Linked DNA regions of Homo sapiens: region 1 is linked to region 2. Evidence: chromatin loops called from intact Hi-C (ENCODE). Cell type or tissue: dorsolateral prefrontal cortex. All regions are shown on one strand. Each heading gives the region's core, and the rest is flanking DNA. Links, peaks and the distances in the headings are about the cores only.

Region 1 (10,941 bases), core at 1,416-9,415, 77 kb after region 2:
AAAATACCAAGTGACTGCCCAGAATGGCACAGAATCCCTGTTCTCCAGCTCATACAGTTTAGCTGGAGAGATAGACATCTAAACAAATAATTAAATCAATGTGCAAAGTGCTATAACAGGAGTTATGAACAAGGCACGATGAGTATATAGAATAAGAAGAGATGAACTCTGCCAAGAAATGTTAGGATATGATCCCAGAGATGGTACTGAGCTGCATTATCCAAACCAGACGTCATGCTATCATTGTTATCATCTTCATAGCTATAGTTGAACAGTCTAGCTACTCTGCGTGGGGCCCTAATGTGCACTTTATAGATATTGTATAATTATCACAACTCCGCAAGGTAGGTATTATCATTTCCATTTTAAAGATGAGATTTTAACCTCAAGTCTCAGAGAGGGTTGAATGACCTGTTCTATAGCTAAGAAGTGGGGTGTGAACTTTAGTCTATCTGACTTAAAATGTGCACTCCCTCTGTATACTTGCCTCCATTCCATTTCTCATTTCTTGAATTAATTCTCTCCTCTCCATTCCCACTGCCATTGCCTTAGTAATCCCAACCTGAACTGCTGCAGTGATCATTATAGCCTACTAGCTGGTTTCCCTCTTTCAGTTTTAATCATCCCTGATCCAATGATCCATACAGAGGTCAATGAGGGGTTTGGCTATACTCACTTCTCTTATTCTAGATCTCAAACTTCTTTCTTTCTTTCTTTCTTTTGAGACAGGTTTTGCTCTGTTACCCATGCTGCAGTGCAGTGGTACAATCTTGGGTCACTGCAACCTCTGCCTCCTGGACTCATGCAATCCTACCTCAGCCTCTGGAGTAGCTGGGACTACAGGTGCACAGCCACCATGCCTGGTTAATTTTTGTATTTTTTGTAGAGATGGGGTTTTGCCATGTTGTCCAGACTGATCTCAAACTCCTGGGCTCAAGCAACCCATCTGCCATTCCCAAAGTTCTGGGATTACAGATGTGAACCATCATGTCTGTCTTCAAACTTCTTTCTATTAATGCATCCCGCTCCACAGCAAACTGCTTCTTGCTCATTCTTTTCTCCCTTCTCCTCTCTTTTCTGCCCTTTTTCCACTCTTCTTCCTCTTCTCTATTACATACATTATGCTGCTGGCTCATATTCAGTACACTAATGTCTCTAAACCTTCATACTGTATGCTAATAAAAAGCTCTATCTATCTAGAGCCAACATGTGTGGATTTTTCGTCCAATAGAATTAGTATCACTATTTATTATATTTATTTACTATATGAAAATATATTTACTATATTTCATCTTGCTAAGGTTCAGCACTGAGATTCAGATAGCAGATTATACAAGCATTTTTTCCTCCTCTCTCCCTAATTCCCACTAAGATGGTAAAGATTTGAAAAATTTTAAGGCATAACCTCAGAAGGATGAAGAGAATGCAAAGTGCACAAACAGCATACATTTTTGGAAGCTGGAAAGCAAATGACTAGCAATAACTGATAGAGCAGACCTAGAAGAGCTGCATCATAAACTGGCAATGAGAAAAATGGAGAAACAACCAGATTTATCTCACAAAGCTTCCAAAAGGTTGGGGAGTGGCAGCAGAATGAGGTACCTATGCAAATGAGCTAATCAAAGGATAGGGCAGGGGACAGTGTAAAAGACTCAAAGATTCCTTCCTTGACTTCAAACAGCTCAATGACTATCTCTTATCATCCCAGCAGAAGACTAGAGGTTGATTCTTTAGAGAAGGGGTAATAAACAGCATCTGGACTGGGGACACCAAACATGAAGGAATGAGCTCAAAGTAGTTGTCTTTGGGAAGCAGAAAATTAGATTGGAGGAGGTACAGGAGACTGAAGTCTTTTTTACTAAGAATTTTTGGAGAACCATTTGATTTTTTACATTACATGCACATCTCATCTGGATTTAAAAAATTTTCTTCACGCTATTACGATCTTTTTGACTTGTGATTCCTAATGTTTAACACATATGCTATTTCACCCAGCTTTGTGAAACTGCTAATGTAACAGGAAATGATCAATAGCTTTATCTAAACTGTAATAAAAATATTGCATAAAACAAAGCTGAGGCTAGACTCCTAGAACATATTACTAGAAATCATCTTTCTTCATGCTGACATCAAATCACTTATCAGCATTTCTCAACTCATTCAGCCACTTACAAATCACTTTCTCATATCACAATTAAGTCCTCATTTTTCCATGTTATACATTAAAAATATGAAGTATATTTTGAAATTATGATTAAATGAAAAAACAGAGATATAAATTCAGAAGGCTTATAAGGTACAGGCCACTTATCCATTGGCCAATGAGGTTTAATAGTGATAAAAACATTGATTTAACTAAATAATGTGATCCAAAATACAAAATAACAAAGTTAGTAAAGGATAAATTTGATAATATGCTAATTTCATGATTATTGGATTTTCTTTCATCATTCAATCTAATCTATTTCTAAAAGAATAGGTGCAAATTTTCATGCTAAATGAGAAAAATCAAATTTGAAATAATTTTTCTTTAAAATAATCTGAGTTTCTAAAAACATTCCATTTAAAGTAAGTGTATAAAATTTCTTAATTTTAGATAATGGGAAAGCATACCATTTCTTTTCTATTTTAAAATTAAAATATTACGCCTTGAAATAGATCTGAATTCCATGGATGAAACTGTTTTAATTCAGGGGTGAATTCATTTATGTAGTTAAGTCGCTTTTCCCCTAATTTTTAATCAGAATTAAGAGTATGAACGAGAAAATGTTCCTATGGCAGTACCTTTGATTAAACCGAATTGCTGATGTTCATGTATACAAAGAAATGACATCTGAGAAACCAATCTTTTTCATAATATTAAATTCACAGAGTATCTTAAGTGCAGAACTACACAAAAGAAATGAAATCTCAACTTACCTCTACAATAAACGCTTTCCTCTCAGATTCACTTTCTATTTGTTTAATAGCAACATCTTTTGCTCTCCACTTAGCTTTGCAAACAACTCCAAAGGCTCCTCTTCCAACAACCTGAGTTAAACAAACAAACAAAAAACAAACAAAAAACACCACAAGAATCGGAATCAAATAGATCAGCCCAATATAAAAAACTAAAGTCAATCTTTAAGACTTTAAATTAAAAAAAAAAAAAACATGGAAATCAACAGTATCTGGATTTGCCACTGAACAAGTATGAATTTTTGTTAAAGTGAGAAGATAATTAAATGCATGCTTGTCTCTATCTTTGAAAGTTTATGATCTGTACACCCTTTCATTCTCAAGTAAAACCAAAAAAGACACATGGAGGAACAAAGTAAAGTGATTTGTTAAATGGAGAAAAAAAAACTAAAACAGACAAGATGAATGAGAAGACAGAAGATGATATGGAAAAACAAAAAGCAGGAACATATAATAAATATTTTCAGCTATCATATTTAAGAAATTAAAAATAGCCTTTGAATAATTCAACAGGGATAGGGAATGGAGGAGAAACGATATAAATATAGATGTTAAAAGACCGGCTATGAAGGACAGACAAAATATAGTATTATTTATTCCATGGAATTTTATTCCGCAAGAAAAACTATTGATATATGTTACTTACGATATGAACTCCAAAAACATTATGCTAAGTCAAAGAAGTCAGACACCAGAGACCACATATTGTATGATTCCATTTATACAAAATGTTCAGAAAAGGCAAATCTATAGATAGATACCTGGGTCCGAGGGTGAAAATTAGAATTAACAGTAAATGAGTAGCTGGTATCCTGACAAAGTGATGAAATTATTAAAAAAAAAAAACCAAAAACCTAATTTATGGTGGTGGCTGACAACCTGGTAAATTTGCAAAACCCACCAAATTGTACACTTCAAATGGGTGAATTTTATGATGTGTAAAATAGATCTCATTACAGTTATTTTTCAAAAGTCATAAAAATAAAGATCAGACATGTATCATACTATTGTTGAAGCCAACTGATGAATACTGCATGGGTTCATTGCTCTCTCATGGAGTCCTATTTTTACAAATATTTGACATTTTTCATAATATAAAAAAAGAAAACAAAAATAGCTTTTGATACTTGTTAGAATAAAATCATTAGATTTTATCATTGTGAAAGGACCTTAGTTAAGCACCACCTACTCCAATCTCTCAGCTTCCAATGAACCTAAGCACTTTGTATCAAGGCCTTTTTCTTTAGCAAAAAATCTGCATCTCTTAACCATATTTATATGTACTTTCTATGCAGCAGGCACTTAACTAATGCTTTATATACATTACCTCATTTACACAGGCCTAGAGGAAGGTACTAATGCTGTCCTCATTTTACAGTTGAAGTGCCTAGCTTTAAAGAAGTAAAACTTGCCCAAGGCTATATAGCTAGCAAGTGTTAAAGTGCAGTCTGATGCCAGGTAGTCTAACACGGGAATGTTACCAGTCCTAATTTGTAACATATATAAAGCCCCATGTCGGGAAGTAGAAGTTAGTATCTTCCCTTGGAGGAACTTTTACTTTAGACTTACATGAACAAATTCCTGGCACAAAACTCTTCTATAACAAAGTTGACTATAACTAGGTTGATCAAATGAGTTATTATCTAACTGAGGGCACTTTGGAGATCAAAAAAAGGGCATTAATAATAATAATATTAGGACACTAGTTGTAAACTGCGATGTGTATGACCACTCTAGCCATAGCTTAAATTCCACTTCATGTATCAATAAGGCAGAATGAACATTTACCATGTTGTTCAATGTCTAAAGCTACTCAAATGGTTAACATTTATTGAATGTTTACTATGTGCCAGGTACTATTCTATGTGCTTCTCATACATTAACACATTTAATCCTCTTCCATTTAAAAGGGAGGCAAATGGAGTCACATGGTTGTAACTTGCCCAAGATTGGATGGTCAGAAAATATTCAGAGAAGCCAGAATTTGAAGCCTAGAGCACCTAATGATGAACATACTCTATATTCAGCTTCTGTTCATCAGTGGCTTAAAGGAAATGGGGCTGCCTCTAGGCAAAATTTCAAAGTAGGCCAACTTCTCTGGTAGCTAGTCTTTGTTTTGTTGACTTCCCATTTCACTCGTCCTAGCCCTGGGCACTCAGTGTTCTGTGGTTTAGGTTCTTGTTCTCCTTCACAATTCTCATCAGACATTTGTACTTGCCATTCAGTTACTTTATTGTGAATAGAGGGTACTGGCTACCTGGTACCATTAGAATAAATGAAAGAGCACACCCAGGCTCTGAAATCCAACAGACTTGAGTTTGAATGTAGGGCTCTGTCTACCTATTATCTCTTAATGGTGGACAAGTTTGAGTTTCTGTTTTCTCAGCAGTAAAATAGAAGTGCTGACATTTTCCTTCATGAATATCTACAGGATTCGTAAGTTAAAACCAGGTATTTCCTCAAATACTACAAAGAACAGTAAGTGCTTGGAATTGGGTATGAATCAGTGTAAAGGGCTGTAGTACTCATTTCTTTTCTTTCTTTTTTCTTTTGGGTAGAGATGGGATCCCACTATGTTGCCCAGGTTGGTCCTGAATCCCTGAACTCAAGTAATCGCCCTGCCTCAGCCTCCCAAAGTGCTGGGATTACAGGTGTGAGCCACTGCACCTGACCTGTAGTACTCACTTCTCTTGCAATTAACTAAGATGAATAGCAAGCAGGTCCTAAAAAAATTTCAACTTTGTGGCAACATTAGTTTAAGAACACAGGCATGGAGACCAGACTTTACCTATTGATATTACTATTAAATACGAAATGATTATGAAGTAATTTATTCTTCAACCATGTATTTATAAATACATCACAGCAACTGGTACTTACTAGGAATCCCCTTCTTTCATTTCTTCCATTTTGAGGAACGTCCATGCAGGGATTCCAAACATTATCTATATTTGTGAATCACATGTTTGTCATAAAAATTCATTTGACTATTTGTAATTCACAAGTGCCACCTAGTGATGAGAGTAGAGCTGATTCTGAGCTTTCAACTTAAAGCCATGGGAACAAAATGTGGTCAAATGAGGACATGAAAAACTTTCTCCTTTTTGCTCAAGAAAGCAATTTTCTAGAACACCCTGAAATACAAAACAGGCACATTCCTGTAAGATGAGCCCATGGGCTTAAGAAGCCTCCATTCTTATTAGGGCCACGAGATATTTCACATGCACAGTGAAATGACAGGATCTAAAGTTATAATAAAGAAAGGTGAAGATGTCCAAGGTTGTACTGACCTGAAATACAGGATAGAAATAATAACTGCTGTGAATTCAAAGGAGTGAGATTATAAGCACAGTCAATACTTAAAGAATTAAGTTTGTGTGTATCAAAAATGACTTCCCATTTTTAAAAATAGCATAAAGGTAGATACACTGGGGATGAGAAGAAAAAATATATATAAAGAATGGACCCCTGCCTTCATGGAATGAAAGTGCGGTAGAGAAGAAATTTAAGACTAAATAATAGTACTTAAAAACTTTTAAACACTTACCAGCTGAAGAGAGCCAAAGGTAAGGGCTAATGATGAAGGCTAATAAACTCCTCCCTCCCCCTTTTCAGGATAGGGTTAGGGTAGGGATTCAACAGCAAAAAAGACTCATACCCTTCTCTTCTCACTTAGATCCCTAAGAGCAGGCATCCTCACAGCATGTGCTCTGCAAACACCAGAAGCTTCAAAGGAGTAAGGATTGTGGCAAGGAAGACAGACCAAGGGAGGCCCTAACCCGGGTTCCCTCAGCCCCAGTAGAACACGTAAGGGATAAAGAAAAGCTCTTGTGAAGCAAAAAGCAAGCTAACTGAGAAGTAAGGAGTCTTCTGATTGCAGGAAGGAGGCTGCGGTAGGGCAGAGTGTTGGGACCTACATTAGAGGTCTGTGGGATGGTAGCTAGCTCAAATACTTAATGAAGAACACAGCTGGGTTTCAGAGGATTAATGAAAGCCAAGGGGAAGGCCTGGTCAGCAAGCAGGGAGAACTGGGTTAGGTCTTCTGCCTTCAAAGGATGCAAGTGAGGCTTGATGTTGAAAGAATAATGAACTTCGTTTGTTTACTCCTTAAACCAATATTTCTTTAGTGTGTACTACATCCAGCTACTGTTTGGGACATCAGAAATACAGAAAGAAATAAGACAAAGGCTCTGATCTACACAAATGTACTTTCTAGCGTATGTGAAGGGAGGGGAGGAGAAAAGAAAATCGATATACAAACAAAAGATGAGTAAGAAAAAAATCAGACTTTAAAAAAATGCCACATAGAACAACGACAACAACAAAAAATAGGATGCTATGACCAAGAGACTAGTGGCAGCTCCAGGCTGGGCAGTTTGAAAAGGCCATATAAAGAGGTTACGAATCTGACATTTGGATGACACAAGGCACCAATCCCAGCACTTTGGGAGGCTGAGGCAGGCGGATCACGAGGTCAGGAGATTGAGACCATCCTGGCTAACACGGTGAAACCCCATCTCTACTAAAAATACAAAAAATTAACGGGGCGTGGTGGCAGGCACCTGTAATCCCAGCTACTGGGGAGGCTGAGGCAGGAGAATGGCGTGAACCTGAGAGGCCGAGGTTGCAGTGAGCCGAGATCGCGCCACTGAACTCCAGCCTGGGCAACAGAGCTAGACTCTGTCACACACACACACACACACACACACACACACACACACACACACACACACACAGAAGAAACAACTAATATAAAGCTTTGCCCTAAGGGAAAAGAAAAACCTCACTACCTTATTTACTCCAATATGTGAGCCCAATCTAAGGGCTATGCGCTATTTTAGGCACTGATGATACAAGAGTGAACAAACCAAATCAAAATCCTTGTTCTCATTGTTTATATTCTTGTGGAAAAAGACAAATAAAAAGGAAGGGAGTTGTGTGCTAAGAAGAAAAGGAGTATAATTGTGTGTGTATACACACATGTATGCACTCTGCCTCACTCCAATTTTAGACAAGGTAATCACTCAAGGCCTCACTGAGAAAGGTGACATTTTAGTGATGATTTAGAGAAATACTTGGGAGTGTTTGGTGTGGCTGGTGTATAGTGGAGGAAGGGAAGAGTGATTGTAAGGTAAGGCTGGAGGGACAGGCAGAGGTTGGATCCTGAACGGCTCTACCTACCATAAAAAGGAGTTTGAATTTCAGTCTAAGTGCAATGTGAAGGAACTGAAAAAATTCAAGGAAGTAAGGATGGTATGTGACATTAAACAAAATCATTATAGCTCTTAAAGAAAGGATTGTAGGGAAGCTAGGATATGTAAATAGAGACCCATTAGGAAGCCATTACAGCAGTCCAAACAAGCAACAATAGCTACGAGGGCAAGGTCAATGGTAGTGCAGAAACTGGGCAGATCTGGGAAATGTTTTAGAAGTAGAGTCAATAGGGTTTGCTGATGCTCTGCATCCAGGCAGGACAGGTGTAGAGGAAAAGAGCTGAATCAAGGAAAACACCTAGACTGGACAACAGTTTACTGAGGGATAAGAATGATGCAGATTTTTTTTTAATAACTCAGAGTTTGGTTTTAGTCATATGAAGTTTAAGATGCCTACTGGATATCCAAGAGGAGATATCAAGTAAGAAGGTAGAAACGTGAGTGAGAGGATCTATGGAGAAGTCAGACAAAGAGATACAAACTTGGGAGTCATTAGCATGTAGTCAGTTTTTCTAGTCAATCAGTTGGAAGAGGTAACCAAAAATAATATGGAGATAGTGGAGTAGAGGAACTGAGCTTTGAAGCAGTTCAACATTTAGATCACAAGAGAGGAGAAGGAATGGGCAAGGAACAGGAAGGAACAGTCAATATGGTAGCAGGCAAACTAGGAGAGAGTCAGAGAAGCCAAAAGAAAAAGACGTTCCAGAAGGAAAGCAGATATAAGGACAGTGAAAGCATATGCCAGTGGCTCTAAAAGTGTGGTCTCCGGTTCAGCAGTATCAACATCACCTGGATATTTATTAGAAATATAAATTCTCAGGGTGCAACCCAGAATTATAGAGTCTGACGGTAAGGCCAAGCAATCCATGTTTTACCAAGCCCTCCAGGTAGTTTCAATGTTTGAAAATCACTGCATTCAAGGCTAATCCATTAACAACAGATAATAAGGCAAGATATTTCAGTGGAAGCCATCACACAGACCAGAGAGCTCTCCCTTGCTGTTTATATTATTTGTGGAAGCTTTCCACAGCACCCATATGTCATCTTGGGCAGGAGAAAGGGAAAAGGAAAATCCTTATGGGGGAAGACTGAATTTTGAAATAACCGAATTAATCTTGAAATTTCTGAGTACAAAGATACATAAAAGAGGTAAGTATTACATGGAAATTATCCTTGTTGTGGCAAGATTAAATGCTTTTCTCTACTGAGTTGAAAAGAGGAATGACTCATAATTAAACAGTAGTTTATAGAAAAATAGTTACATTTCTTAACTTTTAAAAACAAGTAAGAAATACCGGCAGGAGGACAGGAGTTTGTTTTGTTTTGTTTTGTTTGTTTTTTTGAGACAGGGTCTCACTCTGTTGCCCATGCTGGAGTGCAGTGGCGCGATCTCAGCTCACTGCAGCCTCTGCCTCTCTGGCTGAAGTGATTCTCCTGCCTCAGCCACCCCAAAGTAGCTGGGATTACAGGCTTGTGCCACCACACCCAGCTAATTTTTGTATTTTTAGTAGAGTCGGGGTTTTGCCATCTTGTCCAGGCTGGTCTTGAACTCCTGAGCTCAGGCGATCTGCCTGGGTTGGCCTTCCAAAGTGCTGGGATTACAGGCGTGAACCACTGCACCTGGCCAGAGACAGGAGTTTTGTGCTTTAAACAAAAAAGAGTATAAGCATATATCCATAAGAGTAGAAGATAGAATAATCAGATGATATATACAATGGATAAAGTTGTTTCCTGGTATATTTTGCTCTCCTTCCCCCCATTCTGATATTAGCTCTCTAAGGGAGAAGTCTGAATGGGAATTAGAGGTGGCAGAAGGTGCTACGTAGCATAAAAAAAGCTTCCCAGGGCATTCCAATATACTTCTCATTCCTTTCTTCAAGAAATAACATTTTAAAGAAATGCAATTTTATTATCTGTATAACGATAATGCAACCTTATATTTAACAATATATTACAACTTGTAAAGCTCTTTCTTACAAATATGATGGAGTTTGAGTGTCACCATAAACCCATGAATATATAGGATTTTTTATTCCTACCTTAGAGAGAAGAAAACCAAGGCTCCAAGAACTGAAGTTACCTATTCAAGGATCATGTAATTAGTAAATCAGAGTCAGCTTTCAGGTATGTTTCATGGTGCCAACAAAACAGAGGCCTGCCAGGATTTGGTCCAGTGCCTGGTACAGAGAAAAATGCTACTCAAAGGCAGCAAGTATGATAACTAACAACAATTAACTTTTCAAAAGATTATATTCGAATCAGATTTTAGCTGTTTAGAAGGGGGTTTTAAAAAGCCCTAATCTCCTTTAAGAAAAGAGTGAAGTTGGGTTAATAGAAGGCTTGTGTATAAAGGGCTTATGGCAGTCTCCAAAGATGGCTGTCAACAATCCCTTCTCTGCCTGTCTCTGCTTAAGAGTTCTATTTTAGCCTCCTTCACTGATTCTTCCTTCCTCTGTCCAAACCTTAGATGTTGCTACTTTCCAGGGTTCTGTCCTTGGCCCTTTTGTTTCTGAATCTGTTCTCTAATCTCATGGATTCATACTCTCAAATCTCTCCCATCCAGGTTTTTTGCCCAAGCTCAAGATATATTTAAAACTGCCTTTGAGACTAAGGGGTCCTACAGGCTTATTAAGTTCAATATGTCAAATACTGACTCCATTATCAGTCCCTCACTTGTGTATATTGTAGTTTACTTGACCTTAGTTAAGTAGATTTACAGATATTATCTCATTTTAATTAAGTCAATTCTCACATTTTAGAAAGGTTTTAT
Region 2 (10,941 bases), core at 1,019-9,018:
TCAATTTCACCACTGAAGAAACTAAGACTTAAAAGGGTAGGTATCTTGCCCAATATCATATAGCTAGTATCTGTTCCTCCATTCACATTAATTAATCATTCATTCATTCAACAAACATTGGTTGAGAATCTACTATAAGCTTTGGCAATGTTGAGAAAATTTGATAGCTGCCCTTAAAAACTCACAGCTCAATGGGGGAAGAAGTCAAGCAAACAGGTCTACTGCAGTGTGCTGTGCTGTGTGAGGGAGCTGTGCTCTGCGGCGATAACAGCTAGCAGGTCGGTCTCTCACCTGGTTGAAGAGTCCAGTCAGGCTCCTGATTAGCACAGTGGCCCCTATCGGTCTCTGTTGCACCTCGTCCCTCCAATCCACCCACCACCCTGCATCTGGAGTGATCTGTCTAGACTCACAGTCAAGATCTGTCTAGACTGATCTGTCGCATTCACTCATTTTTCATTCAGCTAACAAATATTTTTGAGTATCTACTTTGTTAGCCCTTGGAGACACAATGGTGAGTAAACCAGACTTGGCTGGGACCTTCACAGAGCTTGCAAGGCAGGTAAGAAACAGAAACAGGGAGATGCATAGAATCATTAAAAAAAGAAAAAAAAAAGTTGGAAGGCATATAGCCACTGTGGAAGACAGTTTGGAGGTTTCTCAAAATGTTAAGCATAGCGTTACTAAATGACCAGCAATTCTACTCTTAGGTATATACTCAGAAGAATTGGAAACAGGTACTCAAACACATATATCTACAACACATGAAGGTTCATAGCAGCACTAGTCACAATAGCCAAAAGGAGGAAAGAATCCAGATGTCCATCAAGGATGAATGCATAAGCAAAATGTGGTCTATTCTTACAATGAATGTTACTGAGTCATAGGAAGGAAGGAAGTACTGATACAGGCTAAACAGAGACGAACTTCAAAAATATTATGCTAAGTGAAATAAGCTAGACACAGAAGGTTACATAAGATAGGATTCCTTTTAAATAAAATATCTAGAACAGGTAAAGCCATAGAGACAGAAAGTAGATTGGTGGTTTCCAGGGGTTGGGGGCAGGAGGAAATAAGGAATGACTGCTTAATGGGTATATGGTTTTATTTTGGTGTGATGAAAACATTCTCGAACTAAATAGAAATGGTAGTTGTACAACAATCTGAGTGTACTAAATGCCACCCTGAATTATGTACTTTAAAATGGTTAATTTTCTGTTATGTGAATTTCATCTCAATTAAAAAAAAATGTATAACAAGGGGCTTAAATTAGATTGGGGATCAAGGATGGTTTTGAGCTGAGACCTAAAGACTGAGCAAGAGCTAGCTAGGAGAAGGATGTAGAGAAGAACATGTCCCTGGCAAGAGGAAGAGGGTATGGGGTGGAACTGAAGGGGAGGCAGGGGCCAGATGTGGTACAGCTTTGTAGGCCATGCAACATGTCCCCAGTCTTACCCCAAATGCCTTGGGAAATACCATGACAGAACAGTCTATCTGTTCTCAAGTTCATTCTTCCTGCTCTGTGGAAATGGCCCGCAGGGGCACAATCACAGCAGCTACAGGGAAGGACAATGGTGACCAAGGCTCCCTGGGGCTGTCAATTTAGTCCATATCCCTACAGGGGACACACAAGGCTCCACGACCTAGTCCCTCCCCAGGTCCCCTGGCTCGTCTCTCCCTCTGCCCACCTCACACTCTCTGCTGTAGCCGTAGAAAGTTCAAGAGGTGAGCTCTTTTTCTTCAGGCCTTGGAACAATCTGCTCCTCCTTGGGAATGTTTCCCCATATTTGCCTGGCCAAGTTTTCTCCAATCTTCAGCATTCTGCTAAGGCATCGCTTTCTTCCAGATGTTGTCCTGGCTCCAGGCTCTAATACTGCCTGACTTTGAAGCACCTTCCAGCACTTTGAGCCTAACTCTATCACAGTGCATATCACAGTGGGTGGCCACAGCTTGCTTTATCCCCCTGAATTTTTTCCATTCAGTAACGAATTCCTTAGGGCAGAAACTCATTTGTTCTGGTGTCACTAGTACATGCGCCTGAGTAAATTAATGAATTCTTTCAAGAGAAATGAATTAGAATGCAAGTGGTGCTCCTCAATTTTCCCTTGAGTTCTTGTTTAACCCCCTCTCTTTTTTTTCCTGAGGATGTTCGTTTCCATCTCCCAGAGATACTGCCCCTTATTGAAGTGCTTGCCTCTTCCCACTTTTCAGAATATCTCCATCCTTATAAAATTTGAATTATGTTTTAGTTCTCCAAACTTTTCAGTGGTGAACAAGCCTCTCACCATTACTTTCCTTTGTAAAGAGAACACATTGGAAAACGTTGAAATGCTTTTTAGTAGAAAATTTTCCCTCATTTTTCGTGATCACATTTCCAGTTCTTTAATCTGAAAACTGTCAGTTTATAACTGATTTCTTAATCAAGATATTATAATTCTAATGAACATCTCATGCTCAGATTATAAGTGCTGGCCAATGTTTTTACTCTTTTGGGGAAAAAAAATTCAGAAAAAAAATTCATTTCAATGTTTTTCAGGACCTTTACATTTTCTCAAAACATTCACCTATTATCTCCCCTGGAGTGGTGTTCAGACCTCAGCATAATGTTGAGTCCAGAGCTAAACTGCCCACATTGATCCCACCTCTGCCACTCACTAGCTAAGTAACATTAGGCAAACTGTTTCACCTCCCCATGGCTTTGTGTGGTAGGGAGCAAACATAGTATTTTGCTCACCCATCAGGTGCACAGCTGAGACGCCTATAACAAAAGATAGATTAACAAGAGAAAAGGCCAGGAACGGTGGCTCAAGCCTGTAATTCCAGCACTTTGGGAGGCTGAGGCGGTCGGATTGCTTGAGCTCAGGAGTTGCAGACCAGCCTGGGCAATGTGGTGAAACCCCAGCCCTACAAAAAATACAAAAAATTAGCCAAGTGTGGTGGCACACGCCTGTGGTCCCAGCTGCTAGAGAGGCTGAGGTGGGAGGATCGCTTGAGCCCAGGAGGTCAAGGCTGCAGCGAGCTGAGATTGCGCCACTGCACTCCAGCCCGGGCAACAGAGTGAGACCCAGTCTAAAAACAAATGAACATAAACAATAGAAAAGCATACAAACTTGTTTAATATAAGTTTTATGTGGCAAGGGAGCTTTCAGAAATGAAGACTTCAAGAAACAGGGAAATATGGGTGTAGTAGTCTTCCCTAATCCATGGTTTCAGTCACCCGAGGTCAACCATGGCCTGAAGGTATTAAGTGGAAAATTTCTGGAATCAGAAATAAGCAATTCATGTTTTAAACTCTGCACTCTTCTGAGTTTCACCTAGGATGTGAAACATCCCTTTGTCCAATGTATTCACCTCATCACAAGGAGAAGGTGAGTATATTAAAATGTTTTGAGAGACTACCTTCCCATAACTTTTATTAGTTATATTTTTCTTATTCTTCTATATTATTATCAGTTATTGCTGTTAATCTCTTACTGTGCCTAATTTATACATTTAACTTGTCATAGGTATGTATGTACAGAAAAAACCCCAGTGTATATACAGTTCAGTATTATCCATGGTTTCAAGCATCCACTAGGGATGTTGGAATGTATCTCCATGAGTAAGAGGGGGCTCTGTATTTTTATGGATAGTTGTACGGAAGTATGTCTGGAGGACAAAAGGCTACGGTCTAATGGTAATAGACTGCGGGAGTGGGGGGTGGAATTTAGCAAGGCCTGTTTGTTCAGTCTTCTCTTGTCTTCTTTCCTTTCTTCCGGGTATAGGGAGGGCCCTTCTGAAATGAGAGTTTTACGACCGATTTTCAGGGGAAGGTCAGTGAGGTTTAATGGCCCATTTCAGGGGAAAGAGGGTGAGGGAAGATCAGAGCGTGACCTTCTGTTTTTACGGTTTTCTCAATTTCCTTCAAGTCTAAAATATATAGTATGACAAGATGACGTATTCTGGGGTAGCGTGTTCTGAACTCCGTCAGTATCCTCATTTGTAAACTGGGGATAATAATGTTACCTAACTCAGAAAGATCTTGTGATCACGAAGTTCATACTTGTAATACACTCAGAACAGTGGCTGGTAATTGCATCAGCAAGAAATCCCATCTGAGGAAGGGGAAACAACAGGAGCTGTGCAGCTGCGGCTGCTGGGACCTCCTGTCTGCACAACCCCACCTACTCCTTTGTCTGCTGAGTGAAGACAGGTCAGTCGACCTCGGGCCCAGGAAGACTGCTGCTGTCAGGGGAGCACACTCCAGTCACCCACAGGAGCAAAACACATCCTTCTGGAGCCACAATAGCCTTGGGAACCTTGGTCCGGTTATCATAGCCATGATGTTGGTCGAACAGATAAAAATATTCTCTTGAATCCCTAGCCTGTTTGAAAAAAATCACCACCTATCAAAAGAAAGGAAAAAAGAACATTCCCTGACATTATAGCTTAAACTTAATTTTCATATCAATTAAGCCTTTAATTGATATAAAAGAATCTGGGACAGTATTAGGAATAATTAGGAATGGAAAGTATTTTTTGGGGGGATGATTTTTTTTTCTTCAAGCAAAACCTACATGATAGAGACATTTTTTATTCTATCCACTTTTGGATTAACCTTCAGTTTATTGAGCAATTATACTCTGCTCACCTGAAAAAGTAGAAGTAGTTATAACTTAAATATAATGGGTAATAGAATGAGGGATTTAATCAGACTAGAAGCCATGTAAGTGATAAAGTCATTTGGCCTAGATGCCATCTGCTGGGTACTACGATGTTACTCAGGGGGCAAGACATGGAGCCAGGCACCTCTCTGGGGTTAAACAAGGGTTGGGGAAGGAAAGGTCAGCAAACTCAGCTGAAGGTCAGGATAGAAGTTTATCCAGGCAGGAGGACTCTAGTGTCCAGAGAGCAAGGTGCTCAGTAGAAGGTAATGGTGTGATCATTCAGGCAAGCAGCTGACCTTGGAAAGGTCCACCAGAGGGTGACAGAGTCTCATGAGCTGCTGGATGGGACATCTGGGAACAGACCATATTTGTCCAGACAAGCATGGAATTGCCCAGCCCAAGAAGGATGGGTGAGCTGCTAAGAGGGTCCTTACCAATAGAATGGGGTGTATAAAATTCCAGATTCCATGAGGGGCATTGGTGGGTTTAGGGCCAGCAAGGGCAAGATCAAGGCAGGACTCCAACCTTAAAGGGAAGTAGTCATCCTATGAGGGTACAAGCTCAGAGTCAGAGGAGCAGTACAGAGAAGCTGATGGTAAGTCCCTGCATGGCCCACATCCCCCATCTGTGGATAGGACTGAGCCAAGCACATGAACAATCACGGCAGGGACATGGTGGTATAGGAAGGGCTCTCCTTGACTCCTGGCATCAGTTAGGCATACTTTCAGCTACTAGTGGCTGAAAACCTGAGTTGCTGTAGCTTACCGCAAAGGGACATTTATTGCTTCCTTAAGAAGTTAGATGTGTGATCTCAGGATTGCTGGTGCAGCTCATCGAGGTCATTCCCATTCTCCACTCCTTCAGCCGCATTTGGGCTCTTTGTCACCTTCATACATGATAGTTGCAGACATTAGGTCCTCACAGCACATCCTAAAAAGGAAGGACAGGTGGGAGCAAGAGCTTGCTTCCTCCCAAGCCTCTGCCTGATTGTTTGGAAAAAGAAGGCTCCATCAGAAGCCTCCCAGCAGCCTGCCCCACAAGTACTCATTGGCCAAATGTGGGTCACTCAGCTACTCTGATTTGCAACAGGAGCCGGAAGTGCAAATCTTGTGTTTCTAGCCTCTACAGAGTGAGGTAGGCAAGGGGTAAGGGTGAGAGAGATGGTGGTAGCCAATAATCTTTCTTCTCCTTTTCCCTTTAATTTGAGCAGCACTCTAGATTCTCCTTCCTGTTTCCTTGTCAGAAGTACATAGAATTGCTTTGGATACTTTAGGGAAATAATGGTGTTGATTTTCTTATAGGTTTACAGCTCATTCCTCCCTCTGAGATTGACCAACCATGATTCTTCATGGCCAGATGTTGGAGCATATGAGACCTGCCACCACACCTTGTGGCCCACGGCAGCACAAGACAGCATTCCTCTACACTCTCTGTTGTGGAAAATGGCCAAGTCCTCATAGTCCAAAGAGAGTCGATTTCAGGCCACTGAGTTCTTCACTTGTACCTTCTCCCTCCTGTCATCCCAATCCATGTCCTTGTACAGAAAAAGCCCAAGGATTTTTTTTTAAAGGCAAGTATATAACAATAAGGCAAGAATTTCCTTAACTGGTAATAGGATGGACATTTAAATGCTGAAAAGACCAGTCCCTGAAGCCTAAAATGGTACCAAAAACAGCTGAGCAAGAAGGCAGGGATTGCAGAACTTGGGTGCATCTTGGGGGAAAGAAATAAAGGGGCCACAGGGCAGCTGGTGTAGAATAAAGATACTTTCAGACATATAATGAATTTAAAAATTTACCTCACTTGTGCCCTTTCTGATGAAGCCACTGGGCAAAATCAGTGAATGAAGGAGTAAGCCATGAAAAAGAAAGACATGAAATCCAGGAAATAGGGATCCATCCCAGGAAAACAGCAAAAGGAAGTCACAAGATGATAGCTCAGCACCGGCCTAGAGAGAGTTTGTATTGGAGATGGAGGAATTGCATGGGGCAGCTGCAGAAAGATGTCTTTGCAGGAGAAATGGATCTGAGAGGTCTGGTGTTTGAGCAGTCTGGTGTTGAAAAATTATTGATAGGTGTGGGTGACACATGCGTTGAAGCACTTATTTAAAAAGGTGATAAATCTATAGGCAAATGAAAAAGGTACTAGGAGAAAACAAATAATTTTAAGAGAAAGGCAATATAATTATTTTCTTATTCCATTCAGGCTTTTACAAAAAAATACCATAGATCAGGTGGCTTATAAATAACAGAAATTTATTTCACACAGTTCTGGCAGACTTGGCTTCTGGTGAGGACATGCTTCCTGGTTCATAGTTGCCATCTTCTCACTGTGTCCTCACATGGTACAAGGGTGAGGGAGTTCTCCAGGGTCTCTTTTTTATAAGGGAACCAATCCCATTCACCAGGGCTCCACATTCATAAACTAATCAACCTCCCAAAGGTCCTGCCTTCAAATGGCATCACCTTGGGGATTGAGATTTCAATATATAAATATTGGGGGGACAGAAACATTCAGACCATTGCAATCACAGTAATACATTACTTGAATCAGCAGTAAACATAATTTATATAGTCATAAGCTCGATATTATAAAATAATAATGCAATATTTACTGTGATCGACTCTAACATTGTGATCCAGTTCTATAGGGATAAAAGGGTAGAGGAGATGGCAGAGGTGTGCGTTAACCAGCTAAATCCTCCATTACTATCGTGTTAGTCAAAAATTTGGTGTGCAAAAGTGATACATCAGGAAATAGCAGTATAAGCATGTTATTTACAAATATGGGGTAAATAGAAGAAATGGTTTGAGAAATGGTTTAGTCAAAATATTGGTGTGCAAAATTGATAAATGAGGAAACAGCAGTATAAGCATGTTATTTACACATATGGGTAAACAGAAGAAATGGTTTCAGAGCAGGAGGTTGGACAGCAGCTGCTCATTTTGTAAAAAAAATTGATTAAAAAACTATGTGCATGAATTATCTTAAAAATTAAAATTCATCATTAAAAGACATTTAAAAAGTAAGGCAAATTGTTAGTTTACTAAGTTGTATTCTGCTTCTTGGTTTGAGGCTTCTCCAAACCTGTGGCCAGGCCACCATGCATGTGCCATAAAATCATGACCCTTAATGAGCTGACCCAGCAGGCAGAGGTGGAAGAACTTGTCAGCATTTCTGGGCTTGTTTTGCCCTTGTGTTAAACAGAGCCAAGTTCTGAGGAGTTTTAATTAAGCTCACATTGGGAATGAAGGTGGAGCGGGGGGACTGGGAGAAAAGATGGAAACCCCATTCCTTGTTACAGCATGCCTTGTCATGCATTATTGCTTACGTGGCAATGATCCGCCCTACTCGGCTATCACAGGGGAAATTACCATATGGAAATACGAAACTCGGGATTACAAAAGGTCCTTGAATGTTCAAAGTGATTAGTGTTCAACTTAATCTTCAGGGATTAGTATTTATGCCACGTTAATAACTGAAGGGATATTCTGTAAATGACTCATTTAGTCGTAGCGTACATTTATGGTTTTACATAAATAATCCTACAATTTATGGTGGTTACAGCATTAAGTTCAATTTTTACTTATGTTTAGAAGCAGCTGTTTTTCTCAGTGTCCCTCAGGTTTATACGACAAGACTTACAATGGGTCATATGTTGTATCTGGGAATGCTACCCTGCCATTTTATCCGAGAGACTTGCCAGTGAGCTGGTATTGCCAACACATCCCTTTACAGAGTAGCAGTAACTTGGCACAAGGACTCTTCCTGCTGTCCTAGAGATCTTCCACTGGGAACCTGACCCTTACCTTTGTTCCCAGGATATTTACTGATTCTTAAATCAAGGTAATGTTTTCAAGATGACTGTGAAGAATTTATGTTAATACTGTTGTAAATGTGAGAAGATTTAGAATCTTTTCTAAAAGGAGGAATAAACAAATTCACATTAATTCTATTTTTCTCCCAACTTTTTTTTTTTTTTTTTTTTGAGAAGGCGTCTTGCTCTGTCGCCCAGGCTGGAGTGCAGTGGCATGCGTGATCTCCGCTCACTGCAAGCTCTGCCTCCCGGGTTCATGCCATTCTCCCGCCTCAGCCTCCCACGTAGCTGGGACTACAGGTGCCCGCCACCATGCCTGGCTAATTTTTTGTATTTTTTTAGTAGAGACAGGGTTTCACTGTGTTAGCCAGGATGGTCTCGATCTCCTGACCTCGTGATCTGCCCACCTCGGCCTCCCAAAGTGCTGGGATTACAGGCGTGAGCCACCATGCCTGGCCTCTCCCACCATTTGATACATTTTTATCATTAACACCTGAAGTATGTGTAACAGAGGAAATGAATTATCCCTAGTGGAGAATGGAGATGATAACATTAACAATACTGAAAGATTACAGGCATTTGGAATTGGATCTGGGCTGTTCCTCTGCGTATACATATGTAAATCACATTTACATATATGTGTGTGTATATGTGTATATAGACACATAAAAGGATCACTAAAAATGTTATTCATAAAAGCAATTAAAGGGAGCATATCCACATGTTCTCAAAATCAGCTTAAAAGAGGGACAGTCTTGTGAGATGAAAGGTCACATTTTAGTGGTTAATAAAATGCCCCACTCCTAACTGCCAGCAGTATAAGAGAATTTGGAACAAAGGTGGTAAAGGAGATCTTTTAAGTAATAAATATTTAATTAGTGGTCCCATTTGGCTTTTTGAAAGTATAAAATAATGACCGGGCATGGTGGCTCAAGCCTGTAATCCCAGCTCTTTGGGTGGCCAAGGTGGAGGATTACTTGAGCCCAGAAGTTTGAGATCAGCCTGGGCAACATAGGGAAACTCTGTTTTTACAAAAAATTGAAAAATTAGCTGGGTGTGGTGGCATGTGCCTGTAGTCCCAGCTATGTGGGAGGCTGAGGTGGAAGGATCACTTGAGTCCAGGAGGCTGAGGCTGCAGTGAGCCGTGATTATACCACTGCACTCCAGCCTGGGCAAGAGGGAGCCCTTGTCTCAAAAAACAAAACAAAACAAAACAAAAAATAAAAGGAAAAAAGTACAAAATAAGACATTTTTTCTCTCAAATAATCAAAGAATTGTCTCTGAGTTGGGGCAAACTTGGCTGTTTCATTTTGATGAACCTGCCTCTTGCTTATCCACGGAACAGTCTGCTACAACAGCCTGCTTGAATACTTTGCATTTCGGACCAACCACCTCCACATTTGTCATTATGACAGGTTGTTATTTACGGGGAATGGCAGGTTGTTGAAATCCTAAATGAAGCACTAAGGAATGAAGCTCTAAGGACCAATTATAGCAACAATGCTTAAACATTTCAGGCAGCAAAATTGGCTCAGCTACAAGCTTGTTTAGGCAAGAAAAAAATGCATATTTCCTATATTTTTGATTTATAGACCAACCCAAAGAGTGTGTGATTTCTGTTGATTTTAACATAAAGTCACCTAAATTAGGAGTATGCAGTTTTAACTGCAATAGTTGGCATGGCTAATATGGGAAAAAGTAGATTAACCCGATGCCTCCCAAATGTGCAAATATGCTAAGCCATGTTTAAAACTAAGGTAACTCTCTAGGGTAATTTTTCTGGTCTGCTGTGATGTCCCCAAGTGGCTGGCAAGTGTCATCTATTGGCAAGGCCTGAACAAGAGCACAGCAGGAAACTTTCCCCTTATCTGTTTGAATGAATGACTAAGCAAAGTTTAAAGGCCATTTCACTCTGCTCTTAAAGGTATGTGAGCATGAAGATGACATGCTCCTTTGGTTCCCAGTTTCAGTGTCTGATCAGTTAGGCATAAAGGTGCTTTTGTCTACACAGGTTTCATGTGTGTGTTCTGTTGATGAGTCTGTTGACAACTCCATAAACTAAGTGTCTCCAAGGCAGGCAGAGATTGAGATTTGTTTCTCAGAGATTAATGAATGTGCCTCCATTTCTTTCCCTCAAAAGAGACAATACCACTTCCTGTAGCTTTCCTTGCGTGCTTCAGATTGAAAACCTTATTGGGCTGCAGAAAGATTTATGATTCACGTATATGTCGGTGGCTATTACTGTAGAATAATCTGGAAAACTGCTAGTCACAATTTGTTCCCTCTCAATGGTTACCGACTGATTCATTATGCTGGGCTCTTGTGTCTTCTCTCCTTCCTTCACATCTCTCCTCAAAATGTTAGATTCTTTGCCACACTATTTACAGACTGTGGTAAATATAGCAGGTTGATATCAGGGTCACTTGTATTATATATGCTATAATGCCTACACCATGTATTTTTATGTCAAGTGATTAAGAA

What was found. Hi-C counts contacts between places; a loop is a spot of excess contacts. Peaks named below come from ENCODE experiments on the same cell type or tissue, not always from the same donor. Only the 100,000 strongest peaks of a DNase experiment are listed, where the experiment ranks them.
Region 1: a loop joins it to region 2, with 3 times the contacts of the local background. A loop is called at or near these places in 8 of 110 quality-filtered maps.

The regions. Positions count from the first base shown.
Region 1 is chr6:90,568,778-90,579,718 of GRCh38, forward strand. It overlaps MAP3K7 (mitogen-activated protein kinase kinase kinase 7), which reads right to left. Exons shown (of 17, transcript NM_145331.3): 2 at 2,920-3,030. Among named protein-coding and RNA genes, the nearest start is that of MAP3K7, 13 kb to the right of the region's middle. In dorsolateral prefrontal cortex, for the core only: a CTCF peak has its summit at 5,956 (motif pointing left); no DNase peak of the experiment used is centred there; H3K27ac peaks cover 266 bases.
Region 2 is chr6:90,492,665-90,503,605 of GRCh38, forward strand. It overlaps LOC124901362 (a long non-coding RNA gene), which reads right to left and starts at 8,616. Exons shown (of 2, transcript XR_007059678.1): 1 at 5,409-8,616; 2 at 1,085-4,382. RefSeq lists enhancers at 1,688-2,347, 2,375-2,931, 2,932-3,488, 3,966-4,260. In dorsolateral prefrontal cortex, for the core only: no CTCF peak of the experiment used is centred there; no DNase peak of the experiment used is centred there.